2 separate regions of the Mus musculus genome follow, and region 1 is linked to region 2. The links are chromatin loops, found by intact Hi-C in ENCODE. Cell type or tissue: heart. All regions are shown on one strand. Each heading gives the region's core, and the rest is flanking DNA. Links, peaks and the distances in the headings are about the cores only. Region 1 has its middle 12 kb from the start of Lrrc51. Region 2 holds the start of Rnf121 (ring finger protein 121).

Region 1 (8,332 bases), core at 268-8,267, 130 kb before region 2:
TGAGTTCAAATCCCAGAAACCACATGGTGGCTCACAACCACCCGTAATTAGATCTGATGCCCTCTTCTGGTGCATCCGAAGACAGATACAGTGTACTTATGTATAATAATAAATAAATCTTTGGGCTGAAGCGAGCAGGGACTGAGCAAGCAAAGTTGACCGGAGCAAGCGGGCTTGACCGGAGCAAATAGAGGGAGGTCCTAAAAATTCAATTCCCAACAACCACATGAAGGCTCACAACCATCTGCACAGCTACAGTGGACTTACATACATAAAATAAATAAAGAAATATTAAAAAAAAAAGGGGGGGATAAATGAAGGCTTAAGTGTGTCAGGAAGAATAGCAGACTCCCAGGTGGGATGCCACCTTCCTCAGACCTGCAGCTGCCCTCAGGCAGGCACTTTCCCAGCCACTCTTCTGAGTGAAGACTCTTCAGGTGGTGTTCCTCTCACCAGCTGATTCACTGATCTGACCAATGACAGGGTTAAGGGTACACTTGTTTTGAATTGGAAGTTTTCAAAATTTAATTTAAAAAAATGTACATGTTGCTGGCAGTGGGGCACCCACTTTTAATCCCAGCACTAAGGAGGCAGTGGCAGGCAGATCTCTGAGTTTGAGGTGAGCCCAATCTATAGAGGGAGTTCTAGGAAAGCCAGGGCTACACAGACAAATCTTGTCTCAGAGAAACAAAAACAAAACGAACCTACAGCTGTTAATATGATAGCTGACATCAAATAAAACAACAGGAAGATGTACAAGTAGACCTGGAGAGATAGCTCAGCAGTTAGGAGCACTGACTGCTCTTCCAGAGGTCCTGAGTTCAATTCCCAGCTACTACATGGTGACTCATAATCATCTGTAATGGGATCCAATGCCATCTTCTGGTGTGTTTGAAGACATCTACAGTGTATTCATATACATTAAATAAATGATATATATTTTTAAAAAATACATGTACAAGCAGATGCAGGAACAAGTCTTAATTTCCACAGAGTTTGTTACTTCCTAGAATACATGTAAAAGACACTAGGTCTTTAAAAATAAACTCTGGATATTTCTTTGTAAATCATTATTTTTTTTTTGTCTTTTCAAATTCCTGTATATTCCTCTTAACTTTTTAAATAGCTAAGTGGTACATAGTATACATGATATTTTTAACTTTATTGTTCATTTAACAATATGTTGACAAAAATTCCCAGTTTGGAGAATTAGTAAGAATTTGAATCTGTTTTATTGCTAGCCAGTTTCTGTCCCCCCTCCTTTTTTTTTTTTTTTTTTTTTTTTTTTTTTTTTTTTTGGTTTTTTAGAGATAGGGTTTCTCTGTTAGTCCTGGCTGTCCTGGAACTCACTCTGTAGACCAGGCTGGCCTCAAACTCAGAAATCTGCCTGCCTCTGCCTCTCAAGTGCTGGAATTAAAGGCATGTGCCACCACTGCCCTGAGTTTCTGCCCTTTATTTTTATTTTTTTATCCCCCCCCCCATTTCTGCCCTTTCTTAAGCATGTTTTGAAAGAAGGCTTGGAACAATGGTCAGATGAGGAGAGCTGATATGAGACTGACAGCCTAGCTCAAAGATGGCTGTCTCTGGGTTGGGGGGGGGGGGAAATCAAAGAATGCCATAAAAAACTGGCTAAACTGGCTACACAGCTAACATTTTCTGGAAGATTCTATCCCCAGGTGCTAAAGAAAAGCCCAAGGACAACTTGGCTCCTGCCTGTGGACTCTTATCTCTTATCCTCACTAATTCTGCAATCAGCCAAATCCGACAACTCACAGCCAGGTCCCCACACTCTCATGGGCCTGCCTCTCTGAAAGTTTCCCTTTCCAGGCTGATCTGCTTGGAATGTTGTAGTTTCTTTCAACTTTCCCCTTGTTATTTATACTTTGGGAGCTAGCTCCAGTTTGAACTTTTCTGAGAAATGTTTCCTCATCCCCAAATCCGGATCTATAATCTTTCTACTTGGCTCTCACCATACACTATCCTTCTTGCCATGGTAGTGTTGAGAACACACTATCTGTTCACAGTCTACCTGACCAAAAACTCCAGCAGGTCAGGAACCATGTTTGTCTCATGGTTGGATGTCATAGTACACTCACCACCCGACTGCTACAACCGAATAAATGACAGAGGGGGACACGAGGCACTATACTGGAGAGGCCTGACCCAGTCATTTCTGAAGAAGTGACCGAGAGACCCGGAGGATATAGGCAAAAGGTGTGATAATAGGAGGAAACGATGAGCATCCCAGAGGCTTGGGATGTAGCTGAGAGTCGGAAGATACTTAGCACATATGGGTTGGCTTTCACCACCCACTACCCACAAAAAAAGACAAGCATGTCTTACAAGGTGTGGGCAAAGGCCATGTCTCCATGGTGACTGTTCTAGTGTGTGCTCAGAAATTTGGAAGACCTTAAAGTGATATAAACTAGAATGGAAAAAAAGGAGTGTGTATAGTTAGAGCACAGGCTGGAGAGGTGGCAGAGGCACCCTGACACGCTTCTTTATTCTAAAAGCAGAAGGAAGCTACAGGGTATATATTGAATTTCAGGTAAGGAGAGTGAACAAGAACAGATTTTCATTTTAAAAAATTATTTTGGTTGAAGTATACGAAGTATCTGGAAGGGTATGCAGGAAGGACAGGATGGTAGCTAGGACTGAATACAAATTATTTACAGTTAGGAGTCAGAGGCAGGATGGGCACAAATTTGAAGACAGCCAGGATATAAAAGACCATGTCTTTAAAAGAAAAACAAAACAAAACAGTGGGAGATGGAGAGATGGCTCAGCCAAGATCACTTGGTGCTCTTGCAGAGGGCCAGAGTTCAATTCCTAGCACCCACATTGGTGAGTCTGAGGTCAGCCTGGTCTACAGAGGGAGTTCCAGGACAGCCAGGGCTACACAGAGAAACCCTGTCTCAAAAAAGGAGGAGGAGGAAGAAGAGATGACATTTAGGTGTGGTGGTATATATCTTTAATGCCAGTACTTGGTGAATGGATCTCTGTGAATTTGTTTTTTGTATTTTTGTTTTGGTTTTTTGAGACAGGGTTTCTCTATGTAGCCCTGACTGTCCTGGAACTCACTCTGTAGACCAGGCTGGCCTCGAACTCAAGAAATTTGCCTGCCTCTGCCTCCCAAGTGCTGGAATTAAAAGCATGCACCACCACTGCCATTCGTTTTTTGTTTGTTTGTTTGTTTTGTTTTTAAAGACATTTTAGGGGCCTAACATGAGGTGAGGTCGCCACCTTTGGAGGTGAGGGAATGAGGGAAGGTAGATTGTATCAAGACATGTGCATGTATGAAATCCACAATAAGAAAAAAGACATTTAGGTATTAAATGGATTACATTAGAAATGGAAGGGTTATTAAGGATAATACTTGGGGATTTGACTTGGATACATTGTGGGAATACTGGGTGAGACCCAGGCTGGGTAGAGAGGATCAGAGTGCACAGAGGAATACTGAACTTGACATGCCTCAAATATATCCTGGAGGATATGTCAAGGACAGGATTGGTTATACAGATCTGGAATTTAAGAGAAGGCTTGGCTGGAGACATGCAGGTGGCAAATAAAGGTGTGGCTGTGAATGAGTCCTCAGAGGGTATAGTGAGGTTGGCACACAAGACAGCACAGAAGAACTTTATAATAGTAAGTGTACCAAGGGCAGCTTCAGACCTCAGGTTTCCTGGCAGCTGTTTCTTGCTTTGTTTAAACATGTCTGATTCCCATTTCTTTCAGTTTCCTTTCTTCATTAATAATTTCAAGGATGGATTTGAAACTGATTCATGTTGAAGTGTAAAGAACTCAGGACGGTCATACAGGTTCATTTTCCCTTGGACAGTTTAACAGAATCCCTGGGATGCAGCCAATTCAAGCTAAATGGAAATGGTTTGATCTTAAAGAAGTGGAATCTACTTCTAGTGTTGTCAATAGTGGCCTTGGGCAAGTCACTTATCTCTGGGTTTCAGTTTTTTGATCTGTGAAATAGAAATATCACTGATTCATAGAGTTGTTTTAAAAGAAAAAGAGAGGCTGTAAAAAAAAAACTTGGTAAGTTACTAAATGTGCTAAATCTTTTTTGAGAAATGTGGAAGAAATGAAGATCTAAACTCTAGCTTCCAGAAGCTTGTCAGGCTTAGGATAAAGTTTTAGGTGTAGGAAGAAGAGGCTAATTTACAGACGGCACACATATATGTGTGGATACGAGGAATCTGGTGGTTCTCTGAAAAGGGTCTTCTTGCTTGGAAGAGTTAAAAAGCCCCGTGTCATTTTCTACATCTCCAGAAACCAAGGACTGCGAATTACTCTGATGTGTCATGTCAAGCATGCCCGAGGGCGTTTCTGATTTCCCCGTGTCTGGGACTTGAGGCACCCTTACTGGGAAAGCGCCATTCTTGCGCTGAGGCGCTCCTAAGCACCGTCAAAATATGTATGGGTATGATAGCCATAATCCCGCAGTTTATTTGAGTGTTGTGTTCACTCGTGAAGAGGAACGAGGGTTTGGGGAGAATCTCAGGTCTCCGTTTGGGAAAGTTCTTATTCCTTTTGTGGAGTTCCTCCCCTTTCAGAGAGCTCTAGCGTCCTACAAGTTTTCCCGTTCTCCCTCCCAACTCACCCGCAGTCGCTTACCCTCCGGCTTCAGCGTCTCACTACCTGAAGAGTTACTCAGCGCAACCCCATAGCAACTACCTTAGTCAACACGCCCTAGACGGCTCAGTTGAACGTGCTCGTGGTGTGGCCCGGAACTTGTTGTTCATCAGGGCTGGACGCCGAAGCCGCGGGGTTTGCTGGGATTTGTAGTTCAAGGCGAGTCCGGGATCCGGAAGTAGTATCACTCCCCATTTCCCTTAACAGTGGCCCTTGTACTTCCTTTTCCCGGGTCCGCTAGAGTGCCCGGCAAACAACAGCCGACTGGGGCCAATGAGAGGGCGGCGAGAGGGGGCGGGATCATAGTTTAAACTAATCGTGTCTTCACCGTGCGAGAAACAAGTTGAGGTGAGGTGTGGTCCGGCGGGCTCGAGGCGGAGCAGCGCGCGGCCAGGTAACCGGCGCGGGCCCTTGGCTGGCGTGCGGCCTGGGTGCTCTCAGGGGACGGCTAGGCCCAGAGGGGGTGTGCTGACCACGTCGATGCGAGAGAAAGGTCTCCGTAACCGAGGGGGAAAGGAGAACCTACAGGGGGCCAGGTTTGTGGGAGCCGGCAATGTTTGAGGGGGTGGGTCTGTTTGGGGGCTTGCGGCAGAGGATCGCAGGGCGTCACGGGCGTTGTGACAATTCAAAGGATTGTACCTAAGGGTGCTGTTGCGCCAGGTGCTTGTTTGTTGTTAATGATAGCAGCAGTGGCATCTTCTTAGCTTCCAGTGTTTCTGGTTTTATGCTTGTATATAAGGATCATCTTTCTAATTTTTTTTAATAACCTTGTACATGTTTTATAGGTGGGGACCCAGAGGTTTATGTTTACCTTAGTAAGGGTTGCAGTTGGTTCGAGTTTTGTTATATCTGGGGGTGTTGAGCGCTGAACATAAATGATGGGAAGGGACTGTGTTGGGATGCACTTTGTATGTAAACTATGAACTTGCCAGCCTTACCTACTTCTTGGATGTGAGAGGCAAATCACATAATACTGTTTTTGCAAGCCCCTTCAAAAGTACAAATGTAAGATGTTGTTGTTCGTTTTTTGTTTTGTTTTGTTTTGTTTTGTTTTGTTAAGACAAGGTTTCTCTTTTTAGTCTTGAATGTCCTGGAACTCTGTGGACCAGGCTGGCCATGCCTTGGTACAAGTGCTGGGATCAAAGGTGTGCAGAGCCATGCCTGGCTGGGTAACCTCTTTTGCTTACTTCCGACGCCACACTTGTCATCTGTTTTGCTCTTTTTTTTTTTTTTTTTTTTTTTTTGGTTTTTTTTCTTTCCACTTATCCCCTGTAAGTAGGATACAAGATGCTACTCTTGTTTTGTTTTTGTTTTTTTGAGACAGGGTTTCTCTGTGTAGCCCTGGCTGTCCTGGAACTCACTCTGTAGACCAGGCTGGCCTCGAACTCAGAAATTCACCTGCCTCTGCCTCCCAAGTGCTGGGATTAAAGGCGTGCGCCACCACGTCCGGCCGTCATCTGTTTTATTAGAATCTTTTCCCGTATTTGTCTGCCCTTTTAGGTAGTGAATATATATTTGTCCTGATGGCTACTCAAGATTTGAGTATGTCATGGTCATTACTGTATGTCTTGGAATGTTGCATTTTCTTGGGCTTAGGGCAATAGAAGCCTAGCTTACTCATTTCCTCATTTGCCGTCCTCCACTGTCCCTATGACACTGAGACATAGGTAGGTTCCTGGTCCAGATCACATCCTATGTAGTATATGTGGGCTGGTTGGAGAGTATGGGGTCTCCTGGGTCTAGGGCAATCAAGCACGATTTAATCAATCTAATTTCTAGGGCCACCTGCTGGGCTGTTTCATCTGCTTTGTCAAGTTGCCCTCTGAGATGCAGTCTTTTTCGTTTTGATGCCCCGGACAGTGGATGATAGACAACTGTTAAGGCCCCCATAGGGCCCTTAGTAGGGAGAGGATTTCTTCTTTATTTTTGATAGTCTTTTCTCTGTCATCAGAAGGCCTCTCTCCCTATAAATAGCCTTGTGGATATGATCGGTAGCAAAGGCATACAGGCTATCTGTAATATTAAGTCTCTCGTCTTTTCCCAACTCTTAACGCTTTGGTTAGAGCTATTCAGCTTTCTGGGCTGATGTTTCAGCCTGGAGTGGCTCTGCCCATATGATCTCAGTGTTTGAGACCACTGCTGCCGCAGCATACCTCTGATCCTCCTGAATGAAGCTAGTACCATTGGTGAACCATGTTATCTCTGCATCCATCAAAGGGGTGTCTTGAAGATCTGGTCTGGATATGGGCCAGAATGTCCAAGCAATCATGCAGTGGCCTGTTGAGGTCTGGGTCAGGCAGCAGGGTAGCTGGGTTTAGGGAAGTTGGGGCCTGAAAAAACCCTTTATATTCTAGGGGTGTTTAAGAGGAGAGACTGGCAATGAGTCATTCTGGAGTTGGTGAGCCATCTATCGGGGTTTGGAGGGTGCTGTTTAAATATCTTTTCGATAGGATGAAGTGTGGTGCTGGTTAGGCTCTGGCCAAATGACAGTTTGTCAGCGTCCTTGACCGGCTACCAGGTCTGATTTCTTTGAGAAGTAGGCCACTAGATGACACCAGGGCCCAAGAGTCTGATTCAGTACCCCTTTTTACTATCCCAGATCTTTCTTCCACAAAGAGATGGGCGTAGTCACATCTGGCAACTCCAAGGCTGGTGCAGAAATTAAGGCCTTCTTTAAGGTGTCGAAGGCTTTCTGATGTTTCTCTGTTTACCCAAAGCTATGGGGGGGGGGGGCTTTGGTGGCTTCATATAGTGGCTTATCTATTTTTGTAAAACTGCTACCCATAGTCTGCAGAATCCAGCAGACCCCAAGAATTCCCTTACCTGGTGGGGAATCTTGGGTTCCTTTCAGACATTCTTGTTTTGTCTCTGCTGTAAAAGAGTTAGGGTGCTGGGTTCTGTACTCAGAGCCTCATGGTGGGCCTCATCAAAGATGGTAGGCGAGATTTTAAATCCTTGGGGCAGATGGGTCCAAGTCAGCTGTCTGCTAATCCTAAGCTCTGGATCGTGCCATTCAAAGGCAAAGGTCTTGGGCGCCAAGGGTAAGCTGAAGAAAGCATTCTTTAAATCCAGCACTGTATATCATTGGCACTCAGGAGGAAGAACACTCAAGAGGGTGTAGGGATTAGGGACTGTTGGGTAGATATCCATTAAGCTGCTTGTTTACCTCTCTTAAGTCTTGTACCAGTCTATAATCATTAGTTCCAGGCTTCTTGATTGGCAGGAGGGGAGTGTTCAGGCTAATTGAGATAGTCTCAGGGTTCCCGAATTTAATAGTCTCTTGATATGGGGGGTTATACCTTCCCTGGCCATCAGGGGCATGGGGTACTGTTGGAACTGTACAGGCTCTACCCCCTGTTTGAGCTCAATCCAAATTGGGGTCCGATGATTAGCTGTACCAACTCCTCCTGTCTCTGCCCCAGCATTGGGGAAGCGATCTAACCAAATGGTAACTCATCCTCTGAGGTGGGGAGGTCTAAAAACCCAACTGGTACTGTCCAGCCAGAGTGGTGGTTAGGACATGAGTAGGCTTCCCCGATGAATCTAATAGTTTGGCTCCCTCTGGGGAGAAATGTAGTTGTGCCCTCATTTTTGTCAACATATCTCTCCCCAAGAAGGTTAGAAGCATTTGTGTAAACAAGTACCCTGCCCACTCCCGAGTCCACTGTTCTTCATGTAGTTCATG
Region 2 (8,332 bases), core at 74-8,073:
CCTTTAATCCCAGCACTCGGAAGGCAGAGGCGGGCGGATTTCTGAGTTCGAGGTCAGGCTGGTCTACAAAGTGAGTTCCACGACAGCCAGGGCTACACAGAGAAACCCTGTCTTGAAAAACCAAAACCAAACCAAACCAAAACAAAACAAAACAAAAACAAAAAAACCCCAAAAAACAACAACAACAACAACAAAAAAAAACGGGCAGTGGTGTCGTACACCTTTAATCCCAGCACTCGGGAGGCAGAGGCAGGCAGATTTCTGAATTCAAGGCCAGCCAGGTCTACAGAGTGAGTTCCAGGACAGCCAGGGCTACACAGACAAACCCTGTCTTGAAAAAAAAAAAGAATAAACCTCAGAATATGATGAAAATCGGGGGAAAGCTGCATATGGTAATACATGCCTGTAATCTCAGCACACAAGAAGCTGAGGCAGGAGAATTCAAGGCCAGTGTGGGATACATAAAAAGGCCCTGTTTCAACACAAAAATAAACAAAAGGCAAAGGGTAAAGTCATAAAAGTCCCAGAAGCCAGGAAACGCTTGGCTAGAACCCTAAAGGACAGATTAGGACTTAGAAAGGAAAAGGTTTTCAATATACAGGGGTTCCAGGTCATTCTTGGGTATACACTGAGTCTGAGGCCAGCCCGGTCTACCTGAGACTCTGTGTCAAGATAGATAAACAGACAGACAGAAACTAGGGCCCACAACATGTAAATTACTCATTTGTGGCAGTAACTCTTTATAACCAAGAATTTAACATGATCAATTTATCAGTAAATTAAAGATCAAGGTATCAGTAAACTAATAAAAGACAACACTCTTGATTGACATTCATTATGATCCTCAAGGATATTTATACTGCTTCAAGAATTTTTTTTTTTTTTAATTTAAAAGGGGTAGTTTGCCAGGCATGATGTGCATGCTTGTAATCCCAGCTGCTCGGGAAACTGAGACAAGAGGATTCTGAGTATAACACCAACCTAGGAAACTTATCAAGACCTTATCTCAAAAGAAAATGTAAAAACAGAGCTGGGGTTAGAAAGATAGCTCAGTGGCTAAGAGCACACATTGCTCTTGCAGAGGACCAGCACACATATTGGGTACTTTACAACCACGTGTAACTCCAGCTCCAAGGGATCTGACACCTTCTTCTGGACCCCACAGATACCCATACATTTGTATGCATGCACACATACACATGAATTAAAATCGATCCTTTTTAAAGAAAAGACAAAGTAGCATCTAACAAAGTAGCACATGGCTTCTGTAAGTAATAAATGAGATAACCAAGGTAAAGACCTTAAATGGTAGCTGTCTTAAAGATTCCATCAACAGTGCTGTTTCCACAGGTAGTTCTACCCTAAGCCCATCTTTCTATCCTGCTCTCCAAGGCAGAAGAAGTTATTAGCCAGACCAAAAGATGGAACTGCTATTCCAGACTACGCATGTACTAATGACATCTGATTTTGGAAAATATAGACATAATATTCTGAAGAATAAATCACAGCATGTGCCTTCTTCCAAAGTGCATCACGCCCATCTTAACCAGGCTCCTCATTATTCTTTTCCAGCCTGGACTCCAGAATAAGGGGTGTCAGGCAGGCAGAAAGTTCAGGAAGAAAGCAACACTGATCTACATGCAAATCACAGCTTTTTATGGTAGGTTAAATCTTTAGTCTTTCAGCTATTTCCATTTCTATCATGACTTCCCGTAACCAACTTTAGGGTTGTTTCTTGTGCCTCACTGCACTTGTCTCACACACAGGCACAAGAACACAAACATCCCAACACTTACTTACTAGCTTTGTAATGGCCTATTTGCATATCTACCCACTGGACTGTAAACTGATAAAGATCCTGTTTTACTCACCTTTGAATTCCCAAGGCATGACATACAGTAAACTCCCGTAGTTACATATTAATGATATAGGTCACCTTATCATTCATTGACTAGGGAAAGCTTGAGCACAAACAGAGGAGACACTGGTAGAAGGCACACAAACTGAGATCTGTCAGATCCTTCTTTCTAGAGCTTCATGATAACTTCCTGCTTCTCAAGTTACTTTTTTAAACTCATAAGGAAAAGAACACAACCAGTTCACACAGAATTTCCTCACAACAAGGATATATTCTTTCTTGGAAAATAAGCAACAAGGGTTCTGGGATGGATGTTAGTGGCTTCATGTAAAGTTGACCTGTAGACCTAACACTGAAATATGTATCATCCAACTAATATTACTTAAATCCTTAAAACACTAAGAAGCAGAAAGTCAAAACGTAGCCGGGCATCAGTGGCACACTCATATAACTCCAGCACTCACAAGAGAGAAAAGGAGAGAAAAAGGGCAGAGTTCAGTGACAGCATGTCTCCAAAAAGTCAGATATATGAATGGTCTGGTGCTGCTATGTATTCAAATACTAAATTCTGTACCCCAAGATCTGGCTGCCTCAAAGTGAGAAAATTCCCATGTACACCAGTCTTTGCTGTGAAAACCTTGCTCTCTAATTTAAAACTATTGGCTAAATAAAACTGGGGCTAGCCAATTACTGGGGAAAATAGGAGGAGGCAGGGTTTAAGTTACCAGGCAGAGGTCACAGCTAGGGATGAAGAGGAGAAAGGAGAGAGAGAGAAGACAGGAAAGAGGAGGTCTCCACTAGCCACGACGGACCAAGAACATGAACCCAAAATTGCTGGAGCTGAAATAACCCTTCGGGAAGACTCAAACAGCAAGTATTTGGGGAGCAGAGTTGGGGATGTAGCCAGTCGAGCCATTAGAAAACTAGACAGGGCCAGGCAGTGGTGGCACATGTCTTTAATCCCAACACTTGGAAGGCAGAGGCAGGCGGATTTCTGAGTTCGAGGCCAGCCTGGTCTACAGAGTGAGTTCCAGGACAGCCAGGACTACACAGAAAAACCCTGTCTCAAAAAAAATAAATAAATAAATAAAATAAAATAAAATAAAAAATAAAAAAAGAGAAAAAGAAAATTAGATAGGGGTAATTTACCCAGTAATTGTGCTAAAGTTAAATAAATAAATCGTAGTCAAAGTCTCATTCATTTAAAAGCTAGACTGGGATAGAAATATTCAATTAAGTTACATATGAAACCATCTCAGTGAAGAGCCATAATTAACCAACCATAAATTTTAATTTCAGCAACTTATTTATTATTCAAAATACCTCAGTTAATAGCTGCCAACTGTAAACACAGAGACTTAAAGCTAAAAGGGGCCTTGTAAAGTTATTTCTACAACCACTTCACCTTTCTAACCAAGCACCATTCAAACACCTTTAGTCTCTAACAACTGGCAAGTGAGAAACTAGGCCACCTGTTACCTGTTAGTCTAGTGTTTTCAGTTTATTCCAACCAGAAAGCAAAAGCAAAAACAAATTAGACTCATACCATACCAAGTAACTGTCATTCCTAAACCTACTCCTTGCCTCAGGCTCTTCACCAATCTAAACCACATCAAAGACATAGGAAGAGACTCTCCCTGACAATCACTACTCACTCTCCTAGTCCTCCGGTGTTATCTCTATCCATACGCTGGCACACAGAAGACCACAAAGCAACTCGACACTACCACTGACCACTTGGCCTCAGATTGCTCCTTATCGCTTACCTTCGTACTTTCCTTCAGAGCCCAGGACTTTTCATTTCTTTCAAGCTCAATGTCTCCTTCAAGGACCACTAGTAATTCAATACCTAGATTGCTAAACGCCTAGTAGATAAAGGGTTCATACCTTTTCAAGTTCACCTTGAAGGGACCGGTGAGAGAGGAGGGGGCGGGGAGGATGAACGAGAATAAGAATATGAAGTAGAAAACCATTCAACAACTGGAAAACTTTCCCTGGCTCTCTTCTCGGAACCACAATACACATAATGCAATGTCTCTTCTTATCCCATAACGACACTGTAGACTTTACAAGAGGAAGGTCTCTTGAGTTCCAAACACTTAACCCAGGTCTTGTCACAGAACTAAAAATGTTGGTTCAGTGAGCAAAATGGACTGTTTCTGCTACATGACTGTTCATTCATTCACAATCATTCATTCATTCATTCATTCGTTGACCAAAACTTTACTGAACATGCGATATGTACAAACCTTCAAATATAAGAATAAGATGGTTCCTGCCTATAATTAAAAGCTGTAATACTAGTATATTAGCATTGTGTCCCCAACCTCCACATCAAGCTGGTAGTCCTTTCCCACAGTGAAAGCCTCGGCCTTGCCTTACAGAAAAGTCCACGCCCCTCCAATTAATGCTACCTCTTAGCCCCAGAGCCTACCTTGGACCTCCGTCTTAATTACCTCAAAATCTTTAACGTCTCTCCCTAGCCTCTGCCCTGCCCTTCATCACCACCCTTAAAGCTACTGCCAACCTACTTCACCATGAACGCCTCGGGGTCCCTGAGTCAGAAGCCCTCAGATTTCCCTCACAGAAAACCCGCCTCCCCGTCAGCTCCCTTTTCCTCAAGATCTTTCCTGTTTCTCCCAGGACCTCCGGCTCCCATCCCTCACTTCCTCTCCCTCCACTTCCAAGCTGCCTTTCCTTTCTTGTCTCTCAATTCCTCTTACCTCATCTAGCTCCCTTTCCGCAAGAGCACCTCCTCCAACCTCCACCTCCACCACTGCCGCCATCTTCACGGCCGGCCCCCACCCCGGTCCCCCGCGAGCCAGCTGCTTCCGCCGCTCAAGCGCTTGTAGCCAATCGGAGGCGCGGCCTGGGCGGAGCAGCAAGACCGGCGGATGCCTGTGAGGAACCTAGAGACCGTCTACCTGCTCCTTCGGAATTAAGAAGGGGCGACTCGTGCGCTGCCAAGCTTCAGCAGGAGAGCGTTCTCGGAAAACGAAAAGTTGTTCTTGAACTATTTCATTGTAAACATGGCACCAGTCCGCACTGTGGAGAGGAAAAGGGAGAGTCCCTGAATGCGCAAATTTCGCGACACTCCCTCGCTTAGGACACGAGCAGAGACGCGTGTGCACTAAGAACTACATTTCCCATGCTGCACTGAGTCCGACCCGGAAATTTAAGTCCCACTCGCTAAGGGCGGACTGGAGCGTGTAAAAAAAAAAGAAAAAATATATATATACACGCACGCGGGGTTTTGTTATTTTGTTTTTAGATGTAGTAACTGCTGTATTTCCTCTTGGAAGTCGTCTTTCAGAAAAAGCGGCTCCCGTAGGACTCAAAACCCGTTCCTACAGTAGAAAGGCTTGGGGCCAGAAGGCGGAGGTCACGGAACGGAATTGGCGGGAGAATAAGATCCGGAGCTCCGGAGCTGAGGCTACCACGACGTAAAGTTTACGAACTCGGGTGAGAAGGGTTGGGATTTGTCATCTGGAGAGAAGTAGTGAAAGGGAGGAGGGTGGCCAACAAGAAAACGAACAGAGCACCCGGTTCCGGAGTTTTAAGCCTCAGAATCTGAGCGTTTAAGAATCAAATGGGACCTCAGTAAGTAGCAGATAATTGCTAATCATCTGGGTGTTTCTTCCTTTTACGTTAGATATGTAAGTAAGAATGAGTCAAACAAAAAACCTGTTCTCCAGGAGCTCACAACCTTGTCAAGACATAACCATATAGTTGTTACTGGGGAGGCACTTGTTAAATATTAAGTAAGAATTAGCAGAATGGAGCTGTTGCTTTGATTAAGACGAGCATGTGTGTGACGTTTTAAAGAGAGCAAGTATTCCAAGCAGAAGAAATAGCATGAGAAGATAGGAAGAAAACTTAAGCGATGATAGATTGGAAAGCCACTGTGGCTAGAAATGAGTTAGGATTCATGGAATTATATGAGTAGGATATTGAAGAAAAAGTCAGATCTGAGGCGAAATTACTAGATCAAGACAGCCCTGGCATGAGCATAATGCCTGAGATACCAACATTTGGGAGGCAGAAGGATCTGGAGTTAAGGGTTGGGCTAAACAACACAGTAAGAACTTCATCTCAAAAATACTTTCTTGGGGACCAGCAAGATGGCTCAGTGTTGGAGCTGGAGGTATGGCTCGAAGATTAAGAGAGCTTTTTCAGGAGACCCAGGTTGAGTTCCCAACACTCACGTGACAGTTCAAAATCGTTTGGAACTCCATTTCCAGAAGATCTGACACCCTCTTCTGGCTTCCTCCAGCACTAGGCACACAGGTAGTACATATATGTGCATGCAGGCAAAATATTCTTACACATAAAATATAAATCCTCGGGGTGGGTTGGGGGGAGAAAAGATGGCTCAGTGGGAAAAGGCAGTTGCTACCAAGCCTAGTGGCGTGCATTCCGTCTCCAGAACTCGTATGGTGGAGGGAGAATCTGACTCTGCAAGCTCTCTTCTGACCCCTGCACATCCACCCACACACAAATAAATGTAAAAAATAAATTTAACCAGGCATGGTGGCGCACACCTTTAATCCCAGCACTTGGGAGGCAGAGGCAGGCGGATTTCTGAGTTCGAGGCCAGCCTGGTCTACAGAGTGAGTTCCAGGACAGCCAGGACTACACAGAGAAACCCTGTCTTGAAAAAAACCAAAATAAATAAATAAATAAATTTAATAAAAAATACCGGCTAGCTTGGGTTACATAGCAAATACAAGGTCAGCAAGGACTATGTAGCAAGATCGTGTCTTTTAAAAAAAAAGAATCTTGAGAGACCCTTACCTAAAGACATTCAGATATCATTAAACACTTGTTACTAATGAATTATTGAACCTGAATGATAAATACATAAGAGTTCATTTACTTTCTTGTGTTTTTGCAGATATTTAAAGTTTTAACCTAGTCCAAGCGTGGTGGGGCATTCCTTTAATCCCTGCACTTGGTAGGTAGAGCTAGGTGATTCGCTGTGAGTTTAGATACCTGGTTTACAGTTCCAGGTTTACAGTTACAGTTCCAGGACGATCAGAGCTGCTCTACAGGGAAACCCTGCCTTGAAAAGCCCTAATAAATAAAATTTTAGTCTGGAGAGCTGATTGAGTGAATGAAGTATGGTTTTTTTGGTGTGTGCAGAGCCTGAATTCAGATCCCCAGCACCCACATAGAAATGCCAGGAGGCTGGCTGTAGTGATGAAACCCTTTAATCCTGCATCCAGGAGGCAGGGGCCAACCTGGGCTGCATAGCAAGTTCTAAGTTCTAGCCAAGACAGTATTTAAAAAAAAAAAAAAAGCACAGCAGCAGGTGGTGGTGCCTGTAACCTCAACAACACTGGGAAGTAGAGAGAGGAGGTCCTGGGGGATTTGCTGGCAAGCCCTCCTAGCCAATCTTTGAGCTAGGTTATGTGAGAGTCAGGAGCTCCTGACTCAGAAAGCAAAGGGGAGAATGAGAGAGGGCACCTGCCATCATGGGCCTTGTGAGTACATAGGAGCGCACTCCTAAAACGTTTCTGAGCTGTGTATGGTGGCTCACGCTTATAATCACAACACTGAGCAGAGTTGCCATGAGTTCAGGATCAGCCTGTGCCACATAGTAAGTTCTAGACTTGCCTGGGCTACAAAGTGAGATTGTGTCTCAAAAAAACAAAAACAAAACAAAGCAAACCCAAAAAAGTTTAGCAAAAGACCAACTAAAATACCCAGATGAAACGGGCCAGTGGTGGCACATGCCTTTAATCCCAGCACTTGGGAGGCAGAGGCAGGTGGATCTCTGAGTTCAAGGACAGCCTGGTCTACAGAGTGAGTTCCAGGACAGCCAGGGCTACACAGACAAACCCTGTCTCAACAAACCAAAAGAAAAAAGAAAGAAAGAAAGAAAGAAAGAAAGAAAGAAAGAAAGAAAGAAAGAAAGAAAGAAAGAAAGAAAGAAAATGTGTGCTTATTTATTTATGGATAAGTTCTTCCTATGTTGCCCAGGCTAGCCCTGTACAAATATTTTTTTTTTCCTGTAGTGCTTGTCTCTGAGGCTTACTACCTCCCTCTGCTAACCTAGGCTTCGTCCTGGAAGCTTCTAGCATCTGTACAACCCTTATCTGGGCCTAGAATATTTTCAGCCTCCGCTATTTACTCCTGAGTAAGAAGCTCATCTTTTCTCGTTCTTTCTGAGCTCTGGCTGGCTGGTTAAACTCAGCTGTCCTAGCTCAAACTCCTCCCCAGGCTGACTGGTTCAATTTGGCTTCTTTCCACTTCTCACTGAATTGCCCTGCTTGGCTTTAAACTAACTCTAGCAATCTGTTCTAATCTCCTGGCTTGTCATTCTCTGGCTTGTTCTCTCTTCAACCTAACTCTGTAAAACTCTTCCAATAAAACTGCCTCCTCCCCCTCTCTCTGTTCCCTCTTCTTTTGTTTTGTTTTGTTTTGTTTTGTTTTTGAGACAGGGTTTCTCTGTGTAGCCCTGGCTGTCCTGGA

Evidence for each region. A loop is a pair of places that touch in the nucleus more often than their neighbours do. Peaks named below come from ENCODE experiments on the same cell type or tissue, not always from the same donor. Only the 100,000 strongest peaks of a DNase experiment are listed, where the experiment ranks them.
Region 1: a loop joins it to region 2, with 4 times the contacts of the local background. A loop is called at or near these places in 13 of 42 quality-filtered maps.

What each region holds. Positions count from the first base shown.
Region 1 is chr7:101,929,135-101,937,466 of GRCm38, forward strand. It overlaps a transcript of Lrrc51 not described here and a transcript of Numa1 not described here. Among named protein-coding and RNA genes, the nearest start is that of Lrrc51, 12 kb to the left of the region's middle. In heart, for the core only: no CTCF peak of the experiment used is centred there; a DNase peak (open chromatin) is centred at 4,837; H3K4me3 peaks cover 2,661 bases; H3K27ac peaks cover 1,407 bases.
Region 2 is chr7:102,060,485-102,068,816 of GRCm38, forward strand. Rnf121 (ring finger protein 121) reads right to left here and starts at 4,681. Exons shown (of 9, transcript NM_029211.3): 1 at 4,582-4,681. The coding sequence starts at 4,644. Xntrpc (Xndc1-transient receptor potential cation channel, subfamily C, member 2 readthrough) reads left to right here and starts at 5,007. Exons shown (of 22, transcript NR_104582.1): 1 at 5,007-5,320. It overlaps Xndc1 (Xrcc1 N-terminal domain containing 1), which reads left to right and starts at 5,007. Exons shown (of 11, transcript NM_001286689.1): 1 at 5,007-5,320. In heart, for the core only: no CTCF peak of the experiment used is centred there; DNase peaks (open chromatin) are centred at 4,717 and 5,257; H3K4me3 peaks cover 3,133 bases; H3K27ac peaks cover 2,265 bases.